Regions from separate parts of the Homo sapiens genome. Here region 1 is linked to region 2. Evidence: read pairs that join two places in POLR2A ChIA-PET (ENCODE). Cell type or tissue: PC-9. All regions are shown on one strand.

Region 1 (5,000 bases), 230 kb after region 2:
TTCTCCTCATCTATCTGTTGCATGCGCTTTTACAAATACACGCCAGGTCTAGACCTACTGTACGACACAATCAGCAGCAACAAAGCTCCAAATGATAACATTTCAGGCTCTTATTTCCCTACCCTGGTGGACGCCAACACTGACATTCTAGCCACCTCCTGGGAGCATCAGCGTGGTCCTGCTCAGGAAGAACTCCAAAGGGAACACCAACATGAACACTACACAGATATTTTTACTAGCTTCTCACACTTTAGGTAAAGTTTGCTAAAATATGAGTGTCTCTATTCTATTCCAATGAAAACTATGAACACTTTCTCAGGTTTCTAGTCTGCTGTGGTTACAAAGCCAATCATGAGCACATGTTAAATGCAACAGTGTGTGTGACAGCCATACGAGTTTTCACTTTACCTGGTGCCAGACACACAAACACTAGCTTATACTTTCAAATCAAAACGACATTTTTTAATTTTTATTTTATTTTATTTTTTGAGATGGAGTACTCTGTCGCCCAGGCTGGAGTGCAGTGCCGTGATCTCTGCTCACTGCAACCTCCGCCTCCCGGGTTCAAGCCATTCTCCTGCCTCAGCCTCCCAAGTAGCTGGTATTACAGGCACCTTCTACCACGCCCAGCTGATTTTTGTATTTTTAGTAGAGAAGGGGTTTCGCCATTTTGGCCAGGCTGGTGTCGAACTCCTGACCTCTGGTGACCCGCCTGCTTCGGCCTCCCAAAGTGCTGGGATTACAGGTGTGAGCCACCATGCCCAGCACAAAATGACATTTTCTAACCTATATGATGCCCAGGCCACAGGCATCCTCTTTGGGAGTGCTTCCCTATCCTCCACAGGTAGAATATCCTCTTTAAAGAGTGCACAGATGCATTACTCACTCATAACTTTGATGTGCACAACAAAGAACAATCAAACCCAAACTAATTCATTCACAATGAGAGCTATCGAGACTTCCACCAATATTCTGTGGAGGATTGTTAAGACTTTCATCAGCAGTTGTCTTTCTTCTGGTATCATCAAGCCTTTGACTTCACTAAGTGTTTCAAAATGTTCACCATAAGCCTATTATCAAATTCCTCAATAAAACATTTTTATAAAGTAAGGCAGCAAAAGTAACTTTGAACTGCTCTACACAGGAGTCTCTGTGGACACAGGAAAAGAAACATTTTACGAACCCCAAAGTCACATATGGTGCTACTGCTGCTAGGATGTGCAGAGCACCACCAACCCAGCCTGGGCACCCAGAGAACTCCTCCTCCCTCCCGCTGCAGCTCCAGAAAGCTTCAGTGGCAGCAGCACAGCAACCAAAAGGTGAGGGTGATGAACAAGATACAAAACCAATAAAGCTTGGACTTTGCCCTGAATATCAACCAGCTCATATGATTCCATCCAATATGACTGAATGCCCTGCTGGGCAGGCCCACCGAAGAAAGCACAGACAGGGCCCAGGAGCTCCTCCGCAGAGAACCACCGCTGATTCTCACAAAGCTTGGTCCCTTCCTCCTGAATCACCATTGGAAACTCCTCATGTCCTACACACAAAATTTATCATTCACCCAAGCGCCCAGCCACTGCCGCTTACCTGTTCCTGATCCTGAGCTTATTTCCATGCTGAACAAGGGTAGCCCCAGGTATTCAGAAGTGAAAGAACAGGGACAGCCTTCTGGGGGGCAGAAAGGGGTGTTGCCGCCTGGCCCGGCTGGGCTCCTGCCCTGGAGGGCTCCACCTGCTGGCACCTGTAGTAGCTATTTCCTAGGTTCCAAAGCCTCACCTTCTGCACCTACTTTTAAACTTAAAATCTCCTCGGATTTTGTAAGCTTCCAGTTCATCCCATACATGTCAATGCATAACAAAATCTGTCTTTATGGGACTCTCACACCCACATTTCTACCTGACATTTTGTTCTTTCAACACAGACATCCTGCAGTTACCAAACACCTAAGTTTATATGTCACTTGCAGACCTCTCCCACCTTCTGTCTACAGGAACAACAAAAAAGCAAAGTTCCTTTACAAATGCCAATCCCACCCTGTCTGGGTCCAAGCACTCCTAGTGTGGAAACTCCCTGCCTCGAGTCCCACCACTGCCATGCTCTGTCTGCTCACAGAGTCACTGTCTGTCACCAACATACTGTCCATTGACGCACTGCAGAGCCCATGTACCACCACCAAGGGTGGAAACAGGAGGCTAACAGCAACTGACACCTATGGCTACTTCATCCACCTATGCTAGGAGAATCCCTTGAAAACTCCGTACTTATAATCTCCAAGTATTTGTATCCATCTGAGCTATCCAATGAATTTGGATTATTTGGAACTAACCATACCTTAGAATAAAACTCTGAGAGAAAAGAAGTTCAAATGTGTTTTGGGGGCTATTTATTCTTATAGTAAACCTGGAATAACTCAAAGCTTCAAGAAATAGGTTTTTCATCCACGGTCACTGAAATATTTCCAAAATAGTTCATTTTTCATAGCAGCAAAAGAAATGAAGACTAAAGCAAACTTGTGATACCACTGTACACAAACTACATTAGCAAATCATTTAACTGTGACACCCAACCAAGTAAAATCATACTCCTGAAAATTGTATTAAAAATAAAAAGACTAAAGAACTGAAAAATGCTCATAACCTATTGAGCAATACAAACAAAATGAATTTTTTAACCCTATATTCAGCAAAGATTTTTTTTTTGAGATAGTCTCACACTTTCGCTCAGCCTGGAGTGTGGTAGTGCAATCACAGCTCACTGCAGCCTCTACCTCCTGGGTTCAAATGATTCTCCAACCCTAGCCTCCCTCCCATGTAACTGAGACCACAGGTGCATGCCACCACTCTTGGCTAATTTTTATTTTTGTAGAGATGGAGTCTCCTTGTGTTGCCCAGGCTAGCCTCAAACTCCTTGGCTCAAGCAACCCACTCAACTCGGCCTCCCAGAGTTCTGGGATTACAGGCGTGAGCCATCGTGCCTGGCCCCCAAATTTTTTTCCAATATGACACCACCAAGTGTGGGTCACACTCTTTCAGGGAGAGGGTGTCTTTAGTTCTGACTGTGGCTTTGTCCAGTCTGTAGAGCTCAGGCCAGGAGAGGTGCTGCCATTGCTATGAGTATATGGAGCACAACAGGCCTCCCTTAAACCCCACTGAGGGCAGGGTTGCAGCAAGGGAGATATGTTCTCACCATGGTGTGCATATGCTCATGGAAATGGCTGCTCACAATAAAAAATTAGAGGCCTGGTGCAGCGGCTCATGCCTATAACCCCAATACTTTGAGAGGCTGAGGCAGGAGGATCACTTGAGCCCAGGAGTTCAAGACCAGCCTGGGCAACATGGAGAAACCCCCTTTCTGCAAAAAAAAATTCAAAAATTAGCCAGGCATGGTGGCACACACCTGTAGTACCAGCTACTCAGGAGGCTGAGGTGGGATGATCGCCTGAGCCCAGGGAGTTCAAGGCTGCAGTGAGTCATGACCACACCACTGCACTCCAGCCTGGGCAACAGAATTAGACCCTGTCTCAAAAAAAAAAAAAAAAAAAAAAAAAAAATTAGAGGCCCATCAGGCTTTAATAGACATCCCCATACATCCTATTTGCATACATGCAGAACAATATTTAGAAGATAAATTTCTAGGTTAGGACAATGGATATGTCCTTTTTTTTCTTTTTTTGAGACACAGTCTCGCTTTGTCACCCAGGCTGGAGTGAAATGGTGTGATCTCGGCTCACTGCAACCTCCGCCTCCCAGGTTCAAGCGATTCTCCTCCCTCAGCCTCCTGAGTAGCTGGGATTACAGGCGCACGCCACCACGCCTGGTTAATTTTTGTATTTTTGGTAGAGACAGGGTTTCACCAGGTTGGTCAGGCTGGTCTCGAACTCCTGACTTCGTGATCCACCTACCTCAGCTTCCCAAAGTGCTGGGATTACAGATGTGAGCCACCGCGCCCGGCTCTGGTATGTGAGTTTTAAAAGTTGATAGGCATTGCTCAATTTCCCTTCAAAAAGATGATGTCAACTGGGTGCAGTGGCTCATGCCTGTAATCCCAACACTTTGGTAGGCCGAGGCGGGCAGATCACCTGAGGTCAGGAATTCAAGACCAGCCTGGCCAACATGGCAAAACCCCATCTCTACTATAAATACAAAAAATTAGCTGGGCATGATGGCGGGCGCCTGTAATCCCAGCTACTCTGGAGGCTGAGGCAGAAGAATCACTTGAATCTGGGAGGTGGAGGTTGCAGTGAGCCAAGATCGCACCATTGTACTCCAGACTGGGTGACAAGAGTGAAACTCCATCTGAAAAAAAAAAAAATAGATGATGTCAAATGACACTCTCAGCTCATCACTATCACCTCCCCATCACAACTGTACTTCCCTACCCTGCCGAGACTCCAAGGGCCAGCGTTTCTGTCCCTCCCTTTTTTCCCTTGTCCCTCTGTTCCTCCATTGCATTCATTTAGCAAAAGTTCAGTCCTTGTTAAGCCCAACTCTGCATCTACTCCAGCTTGTGCACAGCAGCGGAACACAGCAGGAAAAAAAACATACAAAATGTTCACTTTAAATGTTTGACCCCAAATCTGTAGTGACACTGAGAACTGCTTAGCAACCAGCCACGTTTCTCAAGTTTTTTCACTATCTTAGTCTCCAAAATGACTATTCCACTCCTTCTCTTATCTCCCCAGGTCTCCAACACTCTTCCCTTCCACCCCTACTTGCTCTCAATTGATGATCTCACTAAAAAACAAAAGCAATCAGGAGAGAATGGCCCTCTTTTTCCCAGGATGAATGTAACGGCCTATTGGCATCTAAACCACAATGGACATATCATCGCTGTGCCTCCACTGCCCATCTGATCCTGTCCTCTCCTGCCTAACTGGACCATGCTCTCACAGTGATCCCCTCTGACAACTCACAAACTGCTGTCTCAGCCTGAACTCCAGCCTCTTACACCCACCTCCTAACCCAATAACTCCATTTGGATGACTAATAAGTACCTCA
Region 2 (5,000 bases):
GTCACAATAGCAAAGACTTGGAACCAACCCAAATGCCCATCAATGATAGACTGGATAAAGAAAATGTGGCACATATATACCATGAAATACTACGCAGCCATAAAAAAGGATGAGTTCGTGTCCTTTGCAGGGATGAAGCTGGAAGCCATCGTTATCAGCAAACTAACACAGGAACAGAAAACAAAACACTGCACGTTCTCATTCATAAGTGGGAGTTGAACAATGGAACACATGGACACAGGGAGGGGAACATCACACACCAGGGCCTATCAGGGGTGGGGGGCAAGGGGTGGCAGAGCATCAGGAGAAATACCTAATGCATGTGGGGCTTAAAACCTAGATGACAGGTTGATAGGTGCAGCAAACCACCATGGCACATGTATGCCGTGCTTCCTACATAACAAACCTGCACATTCTGCACATGTATCCCAGAACCTAAAGTAAAAATTAAAAAAAAGAAATTATTGCGTTCCAAAGACTGGGACACAGAGAAGCATGCAACTTCTCAACAGTCATGCAGGAGGCTGGAAGACCAGTTTCTAAGTGAAAGTAATTTCAACACAGGACTTTACATTCAGCCAAACTATTAATCAAGTATAAAAGTATAACAGGCTGGGCATGGTGCCTCATGTTGGAATCCCAGCGCTTTGGAAGGCCAAAGCAGGAGGATAACTTAAGGCCAGGAGTTTGAGATCAGCCTGGGCAACCTAGCAAGACCCCATCTCAATGAAAAAAAACTTTAATTAGCTGGATGTGGTGGTGTAAGCCTACAGTCCCAGCTACTTAGGAAGCTGAGGTAGGAGGATGGCTTGAGCTCAGGAGATCGAGGCTGCAGTGAGCTATGATCACACTAATGCACTCCAGCCTGGATGACAGAGCGAGGTCCCATCTCATTAAAAAAGAAAAAAAAAAGTAAAACAGATTTTCAAACATGCAAGATCTCAAAGATTTTGCCTTCCATGGACCCTTTCTTTGGAAGACACTGGAGGATGCACGTCTTGAAAGTGAGGGAGTAAATGGAGAGAGAAAGCCACAGATTTCAGGAAATGGGCGATTCAACAGGGTTCCCCAGATGATGGCGAAGGGAGGACTCAGATGAGTAGCGGGGCCCAGAGAACAACTCCCAACTAGGGAAAAAGGAGACAACTACCTGATGTGTTTGAACATCTTCAGAAAACATCTCCAGTTTAGCCAGAATGGGAGGATAAATAAATAACAGAAAACTAAGCAAATGACAAAATCAGATACTATGCACCTAATTCCAAGGAAAACAAAACATCTTTGAGGAAAATGAAAATGTGATTCCAGTACACTACACAGCTCCACCGTGGGTATTTGCACAGTGAGGCCTGGAGGCAGCTGTGCTTTGGGGAAGGGGGAGTGTGTGGGTATCTATTTGGTCAGAAGAGAACTGGTATGAAAAACTTACTCCCTGTCCTCTATAATTGAAAGTCAATAGATAATAACTAAAATTTAAAAATCAAGAAAAAGGTGAGATAAGTAATCTTTTTAAGAAATATGGTAATCATCAAAAACACTAAAAGGATTTTAAAAAAAACTTAATTTAAAAAAGGATTAAAAAGTTACCGATAGAAAGCAGAAACCAGGCAGGGAGGGCCATGGGCCCAGCGGGGCTGCTGCTTCTCATGAGAAACTTATTGCTGCTGGGCTATGAATATGTACTCCTTTGACAAAAATCAAAAACTACTAGGGCACCAGAGGAGCCTAACTTTCCTCCTCACAGTCTTAGCCTAATAAACATTCAGTGGGTTTTTACTGACTTCTACCCACTAGCCACGGGGCCAGCCAGGACTGAGTAGGAAGCATGGCATGATTGGGAGTGCCGAAGTTCAGGTCTCTCATCTAAAGGCACCACCTGCCTCCTGCAGCTGATACCTGAAGCCACCCAATAAGCCCTGTCGTCATCCTCACCCCTAACTGAACTCCAAATACAGGGCCTGGCTCATAGCGAGTGCCCGGTAAACATGACGTCACCCCAAGACCTAGGCACTATTGTTTATCTTTTTCCGGGCGAGGCTGATGCTCAGAGAGGTCAAGAAATGTGGCCTGCCGTCTAGGCTTACTGAGTTTGCAGGTTTCAACCTAGGTGCTCAGTGTATCTCTCAGAGCCATGTTAAACTTCAGAGCTAGTCCCTGCCTCTCCCTGAGGCTTCCACACCCTCACCCCCAAACCTCAGAGCCACCTGCTCGCCTGACACCCTCAGCATCCCAGGTGCCCTCAACAATTCACGCACATTTGGGAGAAATTGAGGGCATGTCCCACTGGAGCCTCCCCATCGTGACAGGAAAGGGGCAGGACAGGCATCATCACACCTCATGTGACAGAGGAGGAAACTGAGGCCAGAGAGAAGGAGGGGCCTGCCTGAATCATGTAACAGGAACCCAGGTGGCCTGACTCACCTTCTGGCACCCCTTCAGTGATCCTCCAAGTAGGCCCCTCCTTGTCCTATTCTAAGCTCTGGGCTTGGCCTATTTTCAAGGAAGAACCGCCCACAAGTCCCCAAAGTCCAGCTCTGTGTTTACTCTTCAGTGAAAATGGTGGCAAATGTATGCAAAACAGATGCTGTGACACATGGTTTGTTGTCAAGAGCAGAGGTCAGAGGGCAGGAGGACTTGTTTGTAGGGGACAGATTGAGGTCTGATAGCCAAGACATTCAGGGTGGGGAGTCTGCTGGGACCCACAAGCTTTAAGGGAAACATCTGACTTCCCAGAGGGGTACAGAGCTGTTCCTGGAGACCAAGGTGGAGCCAGGGATCAGCAGGTGGGGAGGGCACAGAGGACAGCCAGCATCCCCACGCCAAGTACTGTGTCATGTCTCTGCCCCATACCCCCACAGCAGGCAGCCCAGCTGGGCACAAGGAAGTACCCTACCCCCACCCTTGTTAGAGTCACTGATGCTGGAACCATTCCGCCTGAGCGTCTTCCCCAATGCTGAAGACACGTCATACCCAGGGCTGGACCCAGAGTGGATGCTGGCAGATGCCTGCTGAATGAATCTGCAAATCCACAAAGCCAGGCACTGCTTCATGTGGCAGCAAGCCGGCTCTGCCCATATTATAGGAGGCACCAGCTTCCTTCTCAAAACAAGGAAGTGGTTCCGTGGATATCGTGAATCCTCTTTCATCCTCTGAAAGGCATGAATCACAAGTTCTCAGACCCAGCAAAGTTGTGTAAAGGATTCCCACCAAAGCCCATGCACTTCTCTCTTTCTTGATCAGTTGTCCTCCAAGTGCGATCCCTGGAACACAGAGTCACCTGGGACTTGTTAGAAATGCAAATTTTCAGGACCCACCCGAGACCTAATGAAGCAGAAACTCCAAGGGTGGGTGGGGGCCAGTGATCTTCTTTAACAGGCCCTGCAGGTGGTTCTAAGGCATGCTAGTTTGAAAACCACTGCTCTGAATAAAATCAACCAAAATAATACCCCTTGTGCAAAGCAGGGTTCTTGCTCCAAACAAGTGAAAAATAGCTGATATCCCAGATCACTCATCATTAGCATCAAATCAAATTCCTCCAAAATCAGTTATTCAGCATCTGTTCTACATATATCTGTGTAAACCTACAGAAAAATGTGAGTGCATATAAGATACGACAAAGGGAGGGAAAATAAATGAGTTCACAACTTGTTACAGTTAGGCATGTATGTTTATGTTTGTGTATTTTTCCTACCTATTCACTGAGATCTCAAACTTCCTGAGCGTAGGACTCAGCTTTCCTTGGAACATCGGCCCAGTCCTAGGGACTTTGCAGAGAGGGTGGCTCAGTCCACTCTAGGGGACCCAGCAGAGTTCAAATCCAGCCCCTGACCCCAGGGGCTCACACCAAGTCTTGTCTGAAAACTCCTCCAGAGGATGTACGACTCTTCCCTCCTCAACATTTCTTGCTACACTCCTTTGCCCTCTTCCCACTCAATGAGTCATATCACATACCCTGTTATTGTGAAATCCCAGAGCATATTTCTCCTGTTCCACTTTCCATCCACAGCCTCTGATTGGGCCTGTGCACCTGGCTCCTCCCACCTCTCTTCCCTGACCGACCTCTCCCCATCAGCTTCAAGAAGCTCGTCATTCAGGGTGCTTCACTGTCCTAGGGTCCCGCATTGTATGTCCTTGTTCCCATTTCACACTCTAATCCATTACAAGCCCATGGGAAGTTGAGGAAGAGTTGGCCCCCTGCCTGTGTTTTCCAAGTGGGTCCCCCCAGGAGCATGCCACAGGCAATCCCAGCTGGAGACCTGCGCCTGCACCATGGACCCCTCTGAAAGCCTCATGAAAGCATTCCAGGATGTAATAAACCCGTCAGGCCCTGGCTAATTTATATCGAAGCAGATGATTTCCCATTTTTTAGAATGTAAATGTTTAGATTGCAGCATTCCCCTGCCTCGGCATCTGAGGTCCTGGCACGTAAGTGATGAAATCGGCCACTTTTCCAGATGGATCCTTAGATGGAAGAGCCACCATGCCAGCATCCACCCACGGGAAGGATCCAGCTCTCAACAGGCACATGTACAAACCCCACACCAAAGTCAGTATACCAGCATTTGCTTAATGTCAAGAAGTCTCATCTGGCTTTCGCAGAGGATGGGAGGAGAAATAGAGCTTTCAAAGGCAGGGCTTCAGAGCAGAGACAGCAACTGAGATTAGCTAGGTATTCCAAGATCTCTTTCCTTTTATGCTTCTTTGCAAAAAGTTCCTCATTTACTCTGGCCTCAGATACATGTTATTAGATCTCTGTGTTGTATAAACAGGCAAGAGGAGTAGATTAGTGGAAATAAATATAACACAACCCAAGAAAACAGTTCAGCTTGGCCAGTCGAGCCCTGCACATCCCACTGTTCACTCTGTCCTGGGCTGTGTGCATTGACCCATGAGACCCTGCCACCAAACACCATGGGTGGCCCATCCATGAGGCAGCCTCCACCAAGGGAGCTCCTAGCCCAGGGAACCACAGATGTCTTCTTGGGTTCCAGGCACAGGAA

What was found. Peaks named below come from ENCODE experiments on the same cell type or tissue, not always from the same donor. Only the 100,000 strongest peaks of a DNase experiment are listed, where the experiment ranks them.
Region 1: POLR2A ChIA-PET joins it to region 2 with 13 read pairs; 4 of 35 experiments call an interaction of 5 or more read pairs at or near these places.

Annotation. Positions count from the first base shown.
Region 1 is chr5:134,913,990-134,918,989 of GRCh38, reverse strand. All of the region lies in intron 2 of PCBD2 (pterin-4 alpha-carbinolamine dehydratase 2), which reads right to left. Among named protein-coding and RNA genes, the nearest start is that of PCBD2, 11 kb to the right of the region's middle. In PC-9, CTCF peaks have their summits at 1,489 and 1,696 (motif pointing left); no DNase peak of the experiment used is centred here.
Region 2 is chr5:135,139,002-135,144,001 of GRCh38, reverse strand. The region is part of intron 2 of PITX1-AS1 (PITX1 antisense RNA 1); the gene reads right to left. Among named protein-coding and RNA genes, the nearest start is that of EPIST, 100 kb to the right of the region's middle. In PC-9, no CTCF peak of the experiment used is centred here; DNase peaks (open chromatin) are centred at 1,951, 2,511, 3,051 and 3,981; H3K4me3 peaks cover 789 bases; H3K27ac peaks cover 4,453 bases.